Linked DNA regions of Homo sapiens: regions 2 and 3 are each linked to region 1. A link is a contact called in ENCODE Hi-C or POLR2A ChIA-PET data. All regions are on one chromosome and are shown on one strand. The core of a region is the stretch at or near the end of the contact, and the rest is flanking DNA. Distances in the headings are between cores, read along the strand shown.

Region 1 (2,536 bases), core at 11-2,510:
GAGGTTGCAGTGAGCCAAGATTGCGCCACTGCACTCCAGCCTGGGCGAGAGAGCGAGACTCCATCTCGGAAAAAAAAAAAAAAAAAACCATTTTTTTGCTAATCCTGGAAGAGGACTTTCTCACACTCATATTACTTTTTTAAGTTGTCAAACTTTCTACATTGTTTCTTGTCTTACCAAAATCAAAATAAAACAATACAGAATAAAATGACTATATATATCACAAATTTTCTTGTGATTGTGCATTCCTAATCAGAATAAGATTTTTCTTCCACCTTCTAGCTACTCTTATTCTTTTAAATTTGAATTTATGAAAATATATGTAATGAATGCACACATTTATTCATGAGCCTGACTTTTGAACATGACTATTTTTAAAAGGCCTATGATACTATTTTTTGAGAATTGATTTATGTGAAAAATCTTACAAGAATATGAAAGTGAAAGCACATTAGGTAATATATTTAGAGAATTGCCTTTATTTAAGAAGAAGGAATTGCATGAAATTAGAACTCCCCCAGAAAATACAGAATATAGAACCATCATCTCTATGGAGTGTGGCCCTTATCTATTTAATGGTATCTTGGTAGAGTGCTTAACACAGGGGCACAAAAAGATGGCCATTTAATAATAGCTTTTAATAACCAGGAGATGAACTTCCTTTGATATGAAGAAGTAACCAACATTACGCTTTTATTCTCATTGTTCCTAAGGGTGTAGGAAGCAGAGCATTTAATACAGTGCTTAAACAAGAAAGCTGCACACAAAATCAGAAGTGTACCATGTAGAAAGATGATTTACAAAAGCTCAATTACATGAAGGATATGTAAGTAGACCCCTATGTGTCAGCGTGTGGATGCAAATTGATAAACACTTACTGAAATTGCTTGTCAGAAAGCTAAGCGATCATAAAGATGCAGAAGTTCAAAGTGAAAAAGTCATCTTAGACTAAGTAAAATGAGAATCCCGTTATGCATTAAGGCAGTTTTGCAATACCTAAAAGTTTTCACTAGCATTTGGAAAGTCATAAGTGAATTTTGTAGAGAATGAGAACTTGAATCATTATTACTTTCTTTCTTCTTTATTTTTAATAGAGAAAAGGTCTCGCTATGTTGACCAGGCTGGGCTTAAACTCCTGGCCTCAAGTGATCCACCCATCTTGGCCTTCCAAAGTGCTGGGAGTAACAGGCATGAGCCATTAGTGTACTTGTTTAAGCAGAGCGAGGCTTCCAGGCAATGCCTCAGACTTCTTTTTCCCTCCTACTCTCTCGTGAGTCATCAAAACCAGTGTGCTGTCCTTCACTTACAAAGAAATCGCTGTTGACCCATCAAGGGGGAATGCACTGGGTTTGTAATAATCTGTTCTGCTTTCTCTCGTCTTCCTCCTACCAAAGCCCATGCATTTACAAACTTCTAGGCAGGCTAGGGAACTGTTGCTGCTGGCTGTAGATCAGGATTGGCATCACCAGACCTAGAGATAAAATGCACGACCTCTAGCCTCATGAACACAAGCACTGATTCAGGTTATAAAGTATTTACATTTGATTTTGGTGTCTTAAAGCCTTCTTATTTACATTTTTTATCTAATCTTCCCACCTCTACAGTTTTCTGCTGCCTAGTAACTTATACTTCTGCTCTTTATCCATGAGAGCGCACTCTGGGAAAGGTGATATAGGAAAGAAGTTGATGTGATTAAGAGCAGGGGCTTTGGAAATCAGACTGAGTAGCTCGAGGCCTGGTTCTGCTACTTAGTAAATATGTCATCTCAGACAAGTGACGCACTTATGAACATTGTCTTCTCAGTGTTCTCATCTATAAAATGGGGATAATGCCTACCTCCCAGAATCCTGTAGAGGTTAAACAAGGTAATGTATTTAAGGTGCCTAGTACACTGCCTAGCATATACAAATGCATACTAGACAGCCAAAATGAAAAAGGAACTAGGCTTGTTTACACTAAGACTGGTGCATTTAACACAGGGATAATGTCTTAGCCCACAAAAATTCACTTTTTTGACAGGATATAAAGACATAATCTCTAGTTATGGAATGAGAAACAGTACACAGTTGGTGGAAAGAGGCCAAGTTTGAAATGGGCCTGTCCGAGCACTTTTATAATCATATAATTCATAGGTACATGCCTGTGTTGCTTAATGCAGAACTACAGACCTTTAACAACTTCTTTTTGCTACGTAAGACTTGGCTGTGTCCTAGGATGAAGGAGTCTAGCTCTGTCACCCAGGCTGGAGTGCAGTGGCATTCACTACAACCTCCACTTCCTGGGTTCAAGCGATTCTTCTGCCTCAGCCTCCTGAGTAACTGGGATTACAGATGCACACCACCATGCCCAACTAATTTTTATTTTTAATAGAGATGGGGTTTCACCATGTTGGCCTGGTTGGTCTCAAACTCCTGACCTCAAGTGATCTCCCCGCCTTAGCCTCCCAAAGTGCTGGGGTTATAGGTCTGAGCCACCACGCCTGGCCCTATTTTTATTTTTTTATACTGTGTATTAGAGTCCTAATACTGCCATTGCC
Region 2 (2,536 bases), core at 22-2,521, 810 kb after region 1:
GCCTCTGATGTCTCCAGCATTGTTCTTTTTGCTTAGGATTGCCTTGGATATTGGGGCTCTTTTTTGGTTCCATATGGGATTTAAAATAGTTTTTTTTCTGGTTCTGGGAAGAATGTCATTGGTAGTTTGATAGGAATACCATTGAATCTATACATTGGAGGAGCTGCTGACTTTGCTAATTGTGGGGCCCGATGCTCTGTACTTCTTGAGAAGTAGTCTGTTCATTGGCGCTTTTTCCAGTTCAAAGCATGATATACATAGAAGACAGTGTTAGGCATCAACATCTACTCCAAACCTTATGAAATAAGCTTACAAAAAGATGAGATAAAATATGAAGATGCTTCTGTGTATTCAGATCTCTGAAAAATAAGTATCTGCTATATAGTCACAAATTATTCTGATGAAGGGAAAAGAGGTATCTAAAGAGACCATTGTGGCTACAAGTCAGCTCTCCAATCTCATAATTTTAAAAGACACGAACAGAAAGTGGGAGTTTGGATATATAAATCAAGGATGAATATAAGTGCCAAACACCTCTGAGAATAATGTTGGAAAGGCCTGGGATGAGCTAGAGTTGACAGAAAAATAATAAAAACTACATATTTGTTATGGTCACACAAAAGACAGCAGGGATACATCCCATGGTTCTCAAGTGTGGCTGTACATTAGAATCACTTAGGGAGTTATAATTTTTTACTTTTCAATATCGATGCCTGGGCCTCATACCACCCACCTTAAATCTGAACACCTATGGCTTGGAGCAGATGCCCTAGAAGGGAGCACACTCTAAAGCTGGGAATAAGAACAGTTAATGTGGAACTGGAAACCAACCGAGGTGATGAAGACAGGAAGCAGGTGCCCAGCTACCTTGGTTCAAGTCACCAGACCCAGTTAAAGTTATATTTCCGAGTTCTAAAGGACCTCATGCACTCTGAGTAACCTGTTCCTCTCCCAGTTTCATTGTCAGAAGTGGAGGGCAAGCCCCAGGCACTCTGTCGCAACCTCACCATTATCATCTGCTCTGAGACCACAAGGAACCGCAGACAGCCACGTCACCTCTCAGCGTCCTCACTGGAGTCTCTCTGTGGGCCCAGGACATCCCCTTTTCTATTCCCATTTTCTGTCACACACCATCCCCCATTCCAGAAACCCTTCACTGGCCTCTGGAGGTCAGGCTCCATTGGAAACTTGCCATATGCCCTCGACCTCCTCTCTGAAAGTTACCTTCACTTTCTTGCTCTGACCCCTGACTCCCCTGAGGGCACTGCCTCCTTTGCCATCCTGGGAGTGTTCTGTATTTTAAGGCTGTCATTTATTGACTGTTTACTTAGTGACAAGCACTGTTCTGTGGTCGTGACGTAGGTCCATTTTACAGATGATAAAACAGGCCCAGAGAAGTCCCATTTATTCTTTGAACATTGAAGTTTCATTTTCTCACGCAAAGACTACTCTTAAAAATATGACATAATTTTTTTCTGTTTTTTAAAATTGATATTTTTCCATTGTAGGACTGTAATCTCATGATTACAGAAAAGTATGAGGTGAAAAAAAAATGAATCCCACTATCCAAAATCAGCTCTTAATATCTTGGTGAATTTCCACTAGTCCTCTTTATTAATATGTATACATTAAAATAAAAATAAAAGAGTACTATATACAGAGTTTGTATGTGATTTTCATCTTTACATATCACAAGCATATTCCCAGAATATTAAATCTTTGAAAACGCATTTGCTTATAGCTCTACAATACTCCATTTTATAGGCATGCCATTTTCATCTATTTAATGTTAAAACCAAGTGAAATAGCACTACAGCCCTGCCAGAAGGGCTAAAATGAAAAGGACTGACAATAGCAAGTGTCAGGATTCAGAGCAACTGAAATACTCAGATATTCTTAGGTGGAATGTAAGTTGAACAATCATTTCACAAAACTTTTGTAGTATCTACCGAAGCTAAAAGTATATTTATACCCTCTGATGTAACAATTATACCCCAGGATAAATATCCAGCATGAAGAATGCATCTGTCCATTGGAGACAAGCACAAGAGAGCCACTTCATTAAGAAACTACAAGCAACACAATGTCCATTAACAACAGAATGGGTTTTTAAATGGTGGTGTGTGTTCATACAATGAAATATCACAAAGCGACATAACACACTACTGCTACATGAAAAAACTTCAAGGAAAGAAGCTTCAAGGGAAGAAACTTGAAGGGAAAAAACTTCAAGGGAAGACGTAAAATAATATATACTGTATGAGCTCTAAATAAAGTTCATAAACAGGCAAAACTAGCCTATGATGATGAAGTCAGAAAAATGGCCACTTTTTGTGGGGGATGCTATTGACCAGGAGAGAGAATGAGAGGACCTCCTGGGGTGCTGAAAATATCCTGTATCTTGAAATGAATGGTGGTTCCGTGGGAGTATTAATACCCCCACATAAAAACTAATCAAACTTGTATTAGTCCATTCTTGCATAGCTATAAAGAAATACCTGAGCTAGGAGTGGTGGCTCATGCCTGTAATCCCAGC
Region 3 (2,536 bases), core at 16-2,515, 630 kb after region 1:
ATAATTATCAATTTCATATACACAAAGTAAGCCCAGTAGGCAGGCCTACTAGAGCAGTGGTCTCCAAATTTTTTGGCATTAGGGACGGGTTTCATGGAAGACAATTTTTCCACAGATGGGGTCCGGGGGATGATTTTGGAATGAAACTGTTTTGCCTCATCCTCAGGCATTAGATTCTCATAAGAAGCACCCAACCTAGAGCCCTCACTTGCGCAATTCACAATAGAGTTCACGCTTCTATGAGACTCTTATGCTACCGGCTGATCCGACAGGAGGCAGAGCTCACGTGGTAACGCTCACTTGCCCACCGCTCACCCCCGGTTGTGTGGCCCGGTTCCTAACAGGCCACAGACTGGGACTGGGACCTGCCCGAGGCTGTGGGGTTGGGGATCCCTGTGCTAGAGGCTCTCAGAAGCATTCTCCATCTCCAGATAATATTCTGTCCCTCCACATGTGAAGGAGACACAGAGCTTTCCTGATGGAGCCTGGCAGGTCTGTCTGTCTTTATACACACCCATTGTATAGAGAAGTATTCTGGATCCAGGGTATATCATGATCATTGTCAATTTTCAGAACATCTCCTGGGCTGGTGAACTGTGGTTAGATAATAAAGAGTTGCTGGTGAAATGCCTCAGGGTGTGGTTAGAAAAAAGAAAGAAAAACAAGTGGTAATATAGGGTGCGGGGGGAGGTATGGGGAGGCTGGGTAACTGTGATTTTTAACTCAAGAAGGAAAAAGGGAGAGGAGAAAAAATGAAGACTCTATAGCTCATCTAGAGTGAGCCAAATTGGATCCCAAACACTAACACTTAATGCACTAAAAACTGTATAATTCAAACATCTCTCAACACAGAAGATGGGTACCACGTGTGTAACAAAACATAATTGAGCTGAGGTGAATCCCTGTCCTTAAAAGAGGTTTATAAGCTAATAGTGGTGATGAAGGTGAGGAAGACTCTTAGTTCCACTCAGAAAGTGAGAGGATCTGAATACTCCAGAAAAGGAAAAAGATAAGAGGAGAGATGAAATGAGATTGGCAAATTGTTGATGATTGTTGAAACTGAGCAATGAGTATTGAAAGGCAGGGATCATTACCTGACTCTTCTATCCAGGAGGCCGTTAGTGGACCAGGAAGTCAGGACAAGATCTGAGGTGAAGAGCTGGTGAGGAGTGAGACAGCTGCCAAGGTCCACCTTGTTCCCCTAAGGAGCTGAGCTCTTTCTCTTCCTTCCTTTTAGACAGGTTCATTAAAGCTGGCCCACTCCACATGACCTAGAAGGACTGGGTCAACCCTGAAAGGTTTGCTCCATAGCCCAGAATGACAACCTCTGACATCACAAATGCAGGATTGGAGAAGGCATAGTTGGCATGCAAGCCGTATTGATTTTTTTACAAATCAGAGCTTCATGCTTGCTGCTGAGAACATTTCACCGGGCCACGAAGCTGCTGCAGGAAGTTTTCAAGTCCTCTCCTCTACACCGTGACCTTAACTTAGAGAGCACTCTCAGCCCCTCCTCCCATCCCCCCGCACCTGCCCAGGTGGGCCCCACTGCTCTCCACACCCACACCCACCTGGTCGTTGCTCTCTACCGAGGAGGCTCTCCCTGCTTTGCTGTGCTTTTGTCAACTTTCCTGCAGCTTCCCTGTTCTGGGAGGCTGAGCTAGAGTGGAAACGACCAGCTTCCCCAAACAGGCAGCTCCGAGAAGGCGTCTGCTCCGCGTCTGCTCCCACTGAGCCAAGGTCCAGCCCAAACGCTCAAATTAGAGCTTGTTAGCCAATTGCTGAAAAACTGCAGGGGGACTCATTTGTAAGCAAACTAATGAGACATCCCAGGATAGAAAGCCTGGTTTTATTTTTAGCATTTCAGAGCTGACACCCCAAACACCTCTATAACCACCTGCCAGTCTGAAGAGGGAACAAGCAGAGCTCAGGATGTGGTGCCGTGCGAGGGCGGTAAGTGGAAGGAAGCAGCGCATGGGGAGGGTGCCTTGGAGACCAGAGGAGCACAGCAAGGGGAGGATGCTCAGCTCTCACACCTGCTCTGTCTTGGTCATAATGAAAAAACAGCTCTGACACAGGGAGTGTGTCAGAACACCACAGTACCCTCTGGGACTGTGTGGGAAAACAAAAAACAAAAACCAAAACAAGGGAGACTCCTTCCCTCTTAACCTCAAATGGTCCCTCTTAACTCCAGACCCTTGAGCGTCTTGCTCCGCCACTGCATGGGGCAGGTGCAATGTACTCTGTGATCTGTGATCTCCTTGCTATATTCCTGGCAGGGGCTCTGCTACTGTGGGCTTTCACAGCATGACTCCAGCCTTGCTGCACTCAGGCCTCACTGTCACCAAGTGGGCTGGGGCTGCCCACCAGGGGGGCATGCAGGGCCTTTCCCTCTCCCCATGCCCTGGTCTCAGGTACACTGCTGCTGCATGCCAGCTCTTTTCTGCTGCATCCTATGCAGCCACTGGGCCACTTGCTCCTCCCAGGCAAATGCTGAAGAGACACTCTGCTCTTCAGCAGATTGGTGCACACCTAT

The links. A loop is a pair of places that touch in the nucleus more often than their neighbours do. ChIA-PET counts read pairs that join two places held with the same protein, here RNA polymerase II (POLR2A). Pooled maps may share reads with other maps.
Region 2: a loop to region 1 is called in a map with no recorded cell type, with 2.8 times the contacts of the local background. The contact joins two enhancer-like sites. A Hi-C loop is called at or near these places in 1 of 37 single-sample maps with no recorded cell type. POLR2A ChIA-PET finds 5 or more read pairs at or near these places in 2 of 52 experiments (CD8-positive, alpha-beta memory T cell and OCI-LY7).
Region 3: a pooled map shows a loop between it and region 1 (3-fold over the local background). The contact joins the promoter of LINC00544 here to the enhancer-like site in region 1. A Hi-C loop is called at or near these places in 6 of 50 pooled maps. POLR2A ChIA-PET finds 5 or more read pairs at or near these places in 2 of 52 experiments (T-cell and activated naive CD4-positive, alpha-beta T cell).

What each region holds. Positions count from the first base shown.
Region 1 is chr13:30,568,844-30,571,379 of GRCh38, reverse strand. It overlaps a transcript of HMGB1 not described here. Among named protein-coding and RNA genes, the nearest start is that of USPL1, 48 kb to the left of the region's middle. RefSeq lists a silencer at 1,194-1,488. Within about 2 kb of position 1,260, at least 12 of the 41 ENCODE cell types and tissues checked have a DNase peak (open chromatin) inside an H3K27ac peak, as active enhancers do.
Region 2 is chr13:29,757,451-29,759,986 of GRCh38, reverse strand. No RefSeq gene overlaps it. Among named protein-coding and RNA genes, the nearest start is that of UBL3, 92 kb to the left of the region's middle. RefSeq lists an enhancer at 867-916. Within about 2 kb of position 1,271, at least 5 of the 41 ENCODE cell types and tissues checked have a DNase peak (open chromatin) inside an H3K27ac peak, as active enhancers do.
Region 3 is chr13:29,935,260-29,937,795 of GRCh38, reverse strand. LINC00544 (long intergenic non-protein coding RNA 544) reads right to left here and starts at 1,265. Exons shown (of 5, transcript NR_033889.1): 1 at 1,095-1,265; 2 at 515-594. RefSeq lists enhancers at 1,832-1,951, 2,082-2,201.